2 separate regions of the Homo sapiens genome follow, and region 1 is linked to region 2. A link is a loop called in an ENCODE intact Hi-C map of the cell type or tissue named here. Cell type or tissue: CD4-positive, alpha-beta T cell. All regions are shown on one strand. Links, peaks and the distances in the headings refer to the core of each region. The heading gives the core; the rest is flanking DNA. Region 1 has its middle 52 kb from the start of JPH3. Region 2 has its middle 6.3 kb from the start of SLC7A5.

Region 1 (5,323 bases), core at 324-5,323, 330 kb after region 2:
AGCTTTGCTTTCTCTCAAACACGTGGGTGTTAGGTGGACTCTCTCCTCTCTGCCCCTGAGGAAATCTTGTCCCTCTAAGGAAATGCCAAGCCGGAGCCACATGCACATCTGGGATCTGATCCCGCCCCCCACTCCAGAGGACCCTGCTGACAGCCCCCCTAATCCAGGGCCGGGTCACTTCCCAATGGAAACCAAAGGGCGGGTCATCTCTGCATTCATTCATCCATCCTTTCCAGGAGCATTTGTATTTGTAATGTCGCACACCTTGTGCACCTACTCTATGCCACATACTTGACAGGCATTGTCCGGTCTCACCCGTACAACAGCCCTGTGAGCTAGGTATTATTAGCCCCTTGTACAGATGAGAAGACTGAGGCTCTGGGGTAAAGTCCGCCACTTATGCTTGAGAGTGGTGGAGGCAGGACTCCAGTGCTGACCCACATATGCGGAGCCCACTCTTTCTCACCATGCCTCGGCCTGGAGCACCTCCTCAGGCATGTCCTCAAAGCACCCACAGGCCAGGGAGGGGGAAGGACACCCGGCCAAGTGCCGTGAAGGTGCCGCCTGGAGGGCTATGTGCACAGCCGGGCATAGCACTGTGCCGAGTCGGGGTAGGAGCCGTCTGCTCCCAGCCCGAGCTGCCCACCTGGCCCAGGTGCAGCTACCGCCAAGCTGGGTCTCAGAACCACAGGGAGCCGGGAGCCAGCCCACTTCTCAGCCCTGCTGTAGCCAGACTCCTGTGGGGGCGCCCTGCCTCCTCCACTCTCCTGTGGTGTCCCTCTACCTGAGCCCCTGGGGCTGTGTAGACAAATGACCACACATTGCATGGCTTACAGCAGAAATGTACTCTCTTTCTCACAGTCCTGAGGCCAGAAGCCTGGAATCAAGGTGTGTGCTCCCTCTGAGGTCTCTAGGGGAGGACCCTTCCTGCACTGCAAAGTGGGGACAGTGATTGGCACCACAGGGGGTCCTGGGAGAGACTGACTAGGTGTGAGGGCGTCCTGCAGAGGCATTGGGGTCCCCCCATGCAGGCACCATGGCCAGACCTTGCCTGGTTTTATTGGAGAGGGTAGAGCCGTGTGTGGTGGCTCCAGGCATTGCTGGGCTTGTGGCTGCACTGCTCCAGTCTCCTCCTCCATCTTCACATGGCCTCTTCTATCTGTGCCTCTTTGCCTTTTATAGGGACACCTGGCATTGGACTTAGGGTCGCCCCTCCTCCAATATGGCCTCATCTTAACTAATTACATCAGCAATGACCTTATTTCCAAATAAGGTCACATTCCCAAGTACCAGCGGTTTTGACTTGAACATATCAATTTTTGTTTTTCTTTCGAGACAGGGTCTTGCTCTGTCACCCAGTCTGGAGTGCAGTGGCGAAATCTTGGCTCACTGCAGCCTCCACCTCCCAGGCTCAAGTGATCCTCCCGCCTCAGCCTCCCTAGTAACTGGGACTACAGGTGTGCCCCATCAAGCCTGGCTAATTTTTGTATGTTTGGTAAAGACGGGGTTTCGCCATGTTGGCCAGGCTGGTTTCAAACTCCTGAGCTCAGATGACCCACTGAGCTCGGCTTCCCAAAGTGTTGGGATTATGGGTGTGAGACACGGAACCCGGCCTTAGATATATCTCTTTAGGGATTCCCCTCTCTACACCCTCCAACAAAAGCAGGGCCGGTATGGCTGCGCACCTGTGTGGGGAGACTGGAGCCTTTGCAAGGCATTCTCACACCTGGTCAGCACCCCCACGACCCTCCGTGGTGGTGACCATCATTGACCCCACTTGAGAGGCCACGCAGCCTGCCCATGGCCGCACAGCTCGAGCGTGGTGGAGCCTCGTGGACCGGGTGTGCGGACCCTGTGCCCCCACACTCTGTCCACCAGGATGGGCTGCCTGTCCCCGAAACACACGGAGGTGGAGGAGGCGGGACTCTCGCAGGGGTTTTCGGGCTAACAGGAGAGGTGCGCGGTGCACAGCAATGGCTGCGTAGGCCCCAGGACGGCCCAGGGCTGCAGACGCTGGGGGTCTCACGTGCAAACTGTGCTGGGTGTGGGGTGAGCGGCAGTGTCTCAGGGTCGGGCGCTCCCCACGGGTCGCCTCCCGGTGTCCTCACTGGGACGCAAGCTCCGGACGGGGAGGCCCCGTCTGTTCTGCTCACCATGGCTCCCAACCCCAGAACTCAGCCAGGCCCCATAAGCACGTGGACTGGGGGAATGGATTCCCTGGTATTCAGGGGAAGGAGAAGTCCAGCCTCAGTTTCCCCGCCTGCAAAAGGGGGTGGGCGGGACGCCTGACGACCTTTGGAACCTGCCCGGGCGCGCCACCTGCTGGACGGCAAGGGCAGCACACCCGGTGGGAGCCGTCTCCAAAAAGCCCCAGGTGCTCAGCCTGGCCCTGCATGACCCACTCCCTCGGGCAAAAAAGGCCAGGAGCCTCATTCCTCCCAGTCCCCCGTGGCACAAGTGGCCCCATGCCCTGTGACTGGCAGGGGCCGAAGAGGGAGTCAGGATCTGGGCAGTGGCCCAGGAAGGACATATGCATCCGGGGAGCCTTGAAACCTCGTCCTCGGCACGCTCACACTCACACTCATCATCACACACCACACACACTCAGACACACACAAGCATTGTCACACACCCACACAAACACGTCTTTCACATACACGCTGGCACACGTACACGGCCACACGATCACACATCCATGCGTGCACACTGCCACGTGCTCACACATACGTGCAGGCACACTGCCACAAACACACATCCACGCATGCACGCTGCCACACACTCACACATACGTGCATGCACACTGCCACATGCTCACACATACGTGCATGCACACTGCCACACACATCCACGCATGCACGCTGCCACACACTCACACATCCGTGAATGCACAGTGCCACATGCTCACACATACGTGCACACACACCGCCACAAACACACATCCATGCACGCACACTGCCACACGTTCACACATCCACGCATGCACATTGCCACACGTTCACACATATGTGCACACACACTGCCACAGTCATACATCCATGCATGCACCGTGCCACGTGCTCACACATCCATGCATGCACCGTGCCACGTGCTCACACATACGTGCACACACACTGCCACAAGCACCATGCTCTCCCCATGCAGTTCTCCCTGAGAAGGGGAGTGAGGAGCAGGAAGGAGCTCCCAAGCTCCCATGTAGCTCCTTTCCCAGGCATGGTTCCAGCCCTGTGTACACAGAGCTATGCAGTATCCACCGTTCAGCCTTTCTGCCTTGACATTCTGCTTTGGACCTGTATCCACGTAGCCTTAGTTCATTTCTTGTCATGGCTCCAGTGTCCCCTTGTGTGAATTTGCCATAATTTATTTATTCATTCTGTCAATGGATGCTTCCAGGTTGCCTGCTATCCTGGGCGACACTACTGTGAACCGTAGAGGCTTGTGCTTAAAAGAAGGGCATCTGGCTGTGGGGCACACACACTGTCCACTGCACTGGCCGTTGCATGCAGCCACCCTCTTTTCAGCAAAGTGCACGATGCCCGCTTCCCTTCCCGCCCTCCATCACCCGGGTGGCCAGGTTTTTAAAGTTTTGCCAAAGTGCTGGGCATGGACAAGCATCGTGATGTGGCTTTGACTTGCAATGTCTCAGCCAGCAAAGGCACTGGTTCTTCAGACACTTAGTAACCACACATGTTTTCTCTTCTCTGACTTGCTTGTGGCTCCCTTTGCCTGTCTTTCTTTCTTTCTTTCTTTCTTTCTTTCTTTCTTTCTTTCTTTCTTTCTTTCTTTCTTTCTTTCCCTCTCTCTTTCTTTTTCTTTCTTTCTTTCTCTTTCTTTCTCTCTCTCTCTTTCTTTCTTTCTCTCTCTCTCTCTTTCTTCCTTTCTTTCTTAAGACAGAGTCTCACTCTGCTACCCAGACTGGAGTGCAGTGGCCGGATCTTGGCTGACTGCAACCTCTGCCTCCCAGGTTTAAGCAATTCTCCTGCCTCAGCCTCCTAAGTGGCTGGGATTACAGGCATGTGCCACCATACCCAGATAATTTTTGTATTTTTAGTAGAGATGGGGTTTCATCATGTTGCTCAGGCTGGTCTTGAACTCCTGAGCTCAGGCGATCTGCCCACCTTGCCCTCCCAACGTGCTGGGATTACAGGTGTGAACCGCTGCACCCGGCCTCCATCTTTCTATTTTCTTGCTTGTCTTTTATGTGTAGATTTTCAGAAGTTCTTTACAGAGTGTGGACACTTACTCTTAGACCATTAGTTGCATTGCTGATAACTTCTAATCTGTGAGACTTGCATTTTCACTTTATTTACGACAATTATTTTAAACAGAAGTTTTAAAATTTTGACATCAAAGTCATCAGTATTTTCTCCTACAGTTTGTGCTTTGGAGATCTTGTTAAAGAAATCCTTCCCTGCCCCAAAGTCATAAAGATATTATAGTTTTTTTCCCAAAAAACCTCAATGTGTTTTGCTTTCTGCAATTACAGCCCCCTTTGCTGTTAATAGCTGACTCTCCAGCAGAGGACTGTCTGGGACTGTGGGGTAGTTGGCACTCCCAGCCCCCTGCCCTCTCCCTGGTGCCTTCTCCCCTCTCTCCACCCCTATTTTCTCTTCCTTCCTCCCTCTGATCCACACGCCCCCCACCCCCATGCTGGAGTGTGGCCCAACCCCACCCTCCCCAGCACTTCCTCCCAGCTCGGCTCCAGCCTACACCATGGTCAACAAGAGCATGGCCTGCAGACACCGGCCCCAGCCCACAGGAAAGGCAGGGTGGCTTCAGATTGGAATTCCTGCTCTGTCTGCTACAGTAGGAAGGGGGCACTTGGAGGCAGAAAGCCCTGGGTCTGAGCCCAGCTCCATTGCTTGCCTACAGTGTGATCTTAGCCACGTTTCTTAGCCTGCCACCAATGTGTGCCACAAAACATGCCACTACCCACTCCAAATGCCCTGCCCCATGAATGCCACAAAACATGCCACCATGCCCACTCCAAATGTTCTGCCCCATTCCAGCCACAGAACATGCCACCATGCTCACTCCAAACACCCTGCCCCATGCCTGCCACATCATAAGGAACAAAAACCACCAGGGATCCTGCGTCCCATGTCTTCCACGGCCCTTCACATCCACGTCTGCCCCTGCCCACTCTGTTCTCTGCTCAAGGTGCTGACAGCAAAAGTAGACCCTGCTGCCCCCTGGCCTCTGGCTGGCTGTGGGGCGCCCTGGCATGAGATCAGCACAAGGCAGCAGCAGGAGGCTGGTGCTTGCCTCCCCAGAGCCCTTCAGTCCCTCCCCGAAGGTCACACACTCTGCAACTCTGAACCCCACA
Region 2 (5,376 bases), core at 234-5,233:
CGACACAGCAAGTGTGGGCTGCTGCGACCGCTGTCCCTCCGTGTTCCCTTCGCCCACATTGGAAAGAAAGTCTGAGGGTGGAAGCCAGGCATTCGGCCGGCCCTGGGAGCACAGTTCTGCAGTGATGGCAACACCAGCAGCTCAGGGTCCTCCACCTGCTGGCCCCGGGAGCACAGTTCTGCAGTGAGGATGACACCAGCGGCTCAGGGTCCTCCATCCGCCAGCCCTGGGAGCACAGTTCTGCAGTGACAGGGACACAGCAGTACCTCAGGGTCCTCCACTGGCTGGTCTTGGGAGCACAGTTCTGCAGTGATGGCAATGCCAGCGGCTCAGGGTCTTCTACCTGCTGGTCCCCAGGAGGCAGGCACAGGTGTCTCCCTGCTTCACAGAAGAGGAAACTGAGACTTCGAAAGCTGAGCCGAGTCACTCGCCTGGTGCCACCAAGTGGTAGAGGTGAGATGTGAACCCAGGACCGTTCGATTCCAGGCCTGAACTGCTTTTATCTTTTGGATGTATAGTTCACACATAACATCACATTAACCGTTAGTCATTTAAACACGTACAAATCCGTGGTGTTTAAGTCACTCCCAGTGTTGGGCAACCATCCCCATCATCTAGTTCCAAGACATTTTATCACCCCAAAGAGAGACCCCATCCACTCAGCCCTCACTCTCCATCACCCCTTCCCCCCGCCCTAAGCAGCCACGAATCTCGTCCATCTCTCTGGATCCGCCTGTCCTGGACATTCGTGCACTCGGAATCATACAACTCGTGGTCACTGACCCTTTCACGCAGCCCAGTGTTTTCAGGGGTCCTGCACGTTGCAGCGTGTCTTCCTGTGTGCGGCTGAATGACGCTCCAAGGGATGGCGGACTACACTGGGTTTATCCATCATCCACGGATGGACGGGCCTGAACTCTGACCCCGGCTCCTACTGTTGCTTCCATGTCATCTTTTTTTTTTTTTTTTCAAGACCAGTCTCGCCAGGCGCGGTGGCTCAAGCCTGTAATCCCAGCACTTTGGGAGGCCGAGGAGGGTGGATCACGAGGTCAGGAGATCAAGACCATCCTGGCTAACACGGTGAAACCCCGTCTCTACTAAAAATACAAAAAATTAGCCAGGCATGGTGGCGGGCACCTGTAGTCCCAGCTACTCAGGAGGCTGAAGCAGGAGAATGGCGTGAACCCGGGAGGCAGAGTTTGCAGTGAGCCGAGATCGCGCCACTGCACTCCAGCCTGGGTGACAGAGCGAGACTCCGTCTCAAAAAAAAAAAAAGACCGGTCTCGCTCTGTCGCCTAGGCTGGAGTGCAGTGGCATGATCTCAGCTCACAGCAGCCTCAACCTTCCTGATCTCAGGTGATCCTTCTACCTCAGCCTCCCCGGCAGCTGGAACTACAGGTGCACCACCACCACGCTGGGCTAGTTTTTGTATTTTTTGTAGAGACGGGGTCTCCCTATGTTGTCCAGGCTGGTCTTGAACTCCTGGGCTCAAGAAATTCTCCCACCTTGGTCTCCCAAAGGGCTGGCATTACAGGCATGAGCCACAGCGCCCAGCCTCCAAGTCATCTTTGACACGCAGAGCACATCTGAGAGCAGCAACAAGACTAACGTTGGGGCCAAAGTTAAGAAGTGGGGCGGAGCCTCCCTGGTGGCCGGTCATCAGCCCAGTGCCTGAAATGCATGCAAAGTCTATTTTTATTTTACCTAGTTGAACCTAAGCAAAAAATCTGGCCCTACAATCCCTAACCTTGCTCCTAGCTGTTACTGAGCAATCGCAGGGCTTCGGATTTTACTTGCAGGCATGGACACTGTTTACCGTTCCCCCATACGAACTTCAGGAAACGGGTGGGGGGACTACCCAAGTGTTCAAACAGAAGCTAGAAGGATTCGGTGAAGGAAAGTCATGAGTGTCTTTTCTTTAACAAGAATGGTGGATGTTTCCAGTGAAGAGGCAATGAGGCTTTCAAGGTGCCACCAGGGGCAGCTGAAATGAAGTTCTCTTTTTTTTGTTGTTAGATGGATTCTCAGTGTGTTGCCCAGGCTGGAGTGCAGTGGCACAATCTTGGCTCACTGCAACCTCTGCCTGCTGGGTTCAAGCAATTCTCCTGCCTCAGCCTCCCGAGTAGCTGGGATTACAGGTGCCTGCCACTGCGCCAGGCTAATTTTTGTATTTTTGGTAGAGACGGAGTTTCACCATGTTGGCCAGGCTGGTCTTGAACTCTTGACCTTGTGATCTGCCCACCTCAGCCTCCCAAAGTGCTGGGATTACAGGCGTGAGCCACCGCCCCCGGCCAAAATTCTCTTTTAACTGGGAGAATCCGCATGCTTATGAATCTGGCTGCCTATGTAAGTGGCGCCATCAGCGTGGCAGTCAGCATTGCCACGAGGATTAAAGGCCTGCCCTGGGTCTGAAGCTGGGCTTGGCCACTTACTGAACTGCCCTTTTTCTCCAACCATAAATGACAACTAACTATAGTTGCTGCAAAAATTAAATGGCATAGAGAGTGTGAAAGGAACATAAATCCTGGGACCCCACACTTGCTAACGAAAGGGAAAAGTGAAGCTGGTGACCGTGTCATGGGAACCAGCCTCCTGTTTCGGCTCCTAATTATTTAACAAACAGCTACAGAGATGAAAAGTTTGGCTGGGCTTGGTGGCTCACCCCTGTAATCCCAGCACTTTGGGAGGCCAAGGCGGGTGGATCACTTGAGGTTAGGAATTCCAGACCCGCCTGGCCAACATGATGAAACCCCGTCCCTACTAAAACTGCAAAACTTAGCCGGGCATGGTGGCAGGCGCCTGTAATCCCAGCTACTTGGGAGACTGAGGCAGAAGAATCAGTTGAACCCGGGAGGCAGAGGTTGCAGTGAGCTGAGATCGACCCACTACACTCCAGCCTGGTGACAGAGTGAGACTCCGTCTCAAAAAAAAAAAAAAAAAAAGATGAAAAGCGACACACCTCCCTCACATTTTGCCCATAAGGAAATTCCTTGTGGGCTCCAAGATCTTTACCCTAAGCGCTTCTGTTAAAGTTCACCCTGGCAATGTGAACCGTTAGCTTATCTTCACAGGTGCTGGGACGAGGGGCAGAACTGAGTCATCCCTCCGCCCACCTGAAGCAAATGCATATCTCATTGTTTCCGCTGCCCTATCGTCTAGGGTATCTTACGTGAAACGGCAGAGTCACTAAACCAGACAAAAACTTGAATTTTCCCCTACCCCCTTCACATGAAAATTGTGTACTGCCCAATATCCTGCCCTTCCCCCTTTCAATATTGAAGCCCTCAAAATCATCTTCGGAGAAAGGCATAGACCAGTCTCTCAGGTGCGCGTCCCTAATGTTGGCATTTAAAGCTAAAATGACGGAGACTTGCCTCGGTCGTCTTCCTTGACTGGCAAGAGTCTTTAAGGCCGAACACTGACTGAGTGGCTGCCCTACACACCTATCTGCCTGGAAACAGAACGGAATTTCTGATCGTACTCAGGGCAGCCCCACCTTGTCAAGCATGCAGATAGGAAAAGCTCACCTCTGAGCATAATAAAAGCATGGCTTTCAAAAACAACCTCCAGAAGAAGCAAGGACCCTTGCTATGTTAAAAGATGCAGGCATTTCTCCCCTGTGACTGAGAACCAGCCCGGCAGGGGACTCACAGGAGAGAGGCGGCCCCAGGAAGCCCCACTTCAATTAAGGGTTGTGAAGCCAGCAAATCTGAGACAGGCCTCCTTTAATTTAGAAAGCGTATTTTGCTAAGGTTGAGGGCGCACCCGTGACACAGCCTCGGGAGGTCCGGACCGCATGTGCCCAAGGTGGTTGGGGTGCAGCTTGGTCTTATACATTTTAAGGAGACATGAGACATCAATCAAGTACATTTAAAAAATACATTGGTTTGGTTCAGAAAGGCGGGACAACTCAAAGCAGGAGGGGGGCTTCCAGGCTAGAGGTAAATGTAAACATTTTCTTTTTTTTTTTTTTTGAGACAAGAGTTTCGCTCTTCCACCCAGGCTGGAGTGCAGTGGCACAATCTTGGTTCACTGCAACCTCTGCCTTCTGGTTTCAAGCGATTCTCTTGCCTCAGCCTCCCATTACAGGCGGTGCACCAACACGCCCAGCTGATGTTTATATATATATATGTGTGTGTATATATATGTGTGTGTGTGTATATATATGTGTATATATGTGTATATATACGTATATATGTATATATGTGTATATACATATATGTATATATATGTGTGTATATATGTGTATATATATGTGTGTATATATGTGTATATATGTGTGTATATATATGTGTGTATATATATATATATATATATATATATTTTTTTTTTGAGACGGAGTCTCGCTTTGTCACCCAGGCTGGAGTGCAGTGGTGCGATCTCCCGTCACTGCAACCTCCGCCTCCCACGTTCATGCCATTCTCCTGCCTCAGCCTCCCGAGTAGCTGGGACTACAGGCGCCCACCACCACGCCCAGCTAATTTTTTTGTATTTTTGGTAGAGACGGGGTTTCACCATGTTGGCCAGGCTGGTCTTAAACTCCTGACCTCAAGTGATCTGCCTGCTTCGGCCTCCCAAAGTGCTGGGATTACAGGCATGAGCCACCGCACTCGGCCAATGTTTATATTTTTAGTAGAGATGGGGTTTCACCATGTTGGCCAGGCTGGTCTTTAACTCATGACCTCGAGATCCCCCCGCCTCGGCCTCCCAAAGTTCCCAAATCGCTGGGATTACAAGTGTGAGCCACCGCGCCCAACCAATTTAAACATTTTCTGGTTGACAATTGTTTGAGTTTGTTGTCTAAAGACCTGGGATTGTTGCCGAGCATGGTGGCTCACGCCTGTAATCCCAGCACTTTGGGAGGCCGAGGTGGGCAGATCACCAGGAGTTCGAGACCAGCGTGGTCAACCTGGTGGAACCCAGCCTCTACTAAAAATACAAAAATTAGCCAGGTGTGGTGGCAGGTGCCTGTAATCCCAGCTACTCGGGAGGCTGAGGCAGGAGAATCACTTGATCCCGGGAGGCAGAGGTTGCAGTGAGCCAAGATCGTGCCATTGCACTCCAGCCAGGGCGACAGTGAGACTCTGTCTCAAAAAAAAAAAGAAAAACACAAAAGACCTGGGATCAGTAGAAAGCAATGTTTGGAGGCCGGGCACAGTGGCTCACACCTGTAATCCCAGCACTCTGGGAGGCCAAGGCGGGCGGATCACGAGGTCAGGAGATGGAGACCATCCTGACTAACACGGTGAAACCCCGTTTGTACTAAAAATACAAAAAAATTAGCCGGGCGTGGTGGCAGGCGCCTGTAGTCCCAGCTACTCTGGAGGCTGAGGCAGGAGAATCACTTGAACCCAGGAGGCGGAGCTTGCAGTGAGC

Evidence for each region. A loop is a pair of places that touch in the nucleus more often than their neighbours do. Peaks named below come from ENCODE experiments on the same cell type or tissue, not always from the same donor. Only the 100,000 strongest peaks of a DNase experiment are listed, where the experiment ranks them.
Region 1: a loop joins it to region 2, with 7 times the contacts of the local background. A loop is called at or near these places in 4 of 110 quality-filtered maps.

Annotation. Positions count from the first base shown.
Region 1 is chr16:87,547,570-87,552,892 of GRCh38, reverse strand. No RefSeq gene overlaps it. Among named protein-coding and RNA genes, the nearest start is that of JPH3, 52 kb to the left of the region's middle. RefSeq lists enhancers at 110-615, 616-1,122, 2,239-3,143. In CD4-positive, alpha-beta T cell, for the core only: a CTCF peak has its summit at 2,297 (motif pointing left); a DNase peak (open chromatin) is centred at 2,312.
Region 2 is chr16:87,873,072-87,878,447 of GRCh38, reverse strand. No RefSeq gene overlaps it. Among named protein-coding and RNA genes, the nearest start is that of SLC7A5, 6.3 kb to the right of the region's middle. RefSeq lists enhancers at 1-143, 144-785, 1,927-2,454. In CD4-positive, alpha-beta T cell, for the core only: no CTCF peak of the experiment used is centred there; a DNase peak (open chromatin) is centred at 3,117; H3K4me3 peaks cover 538 bases.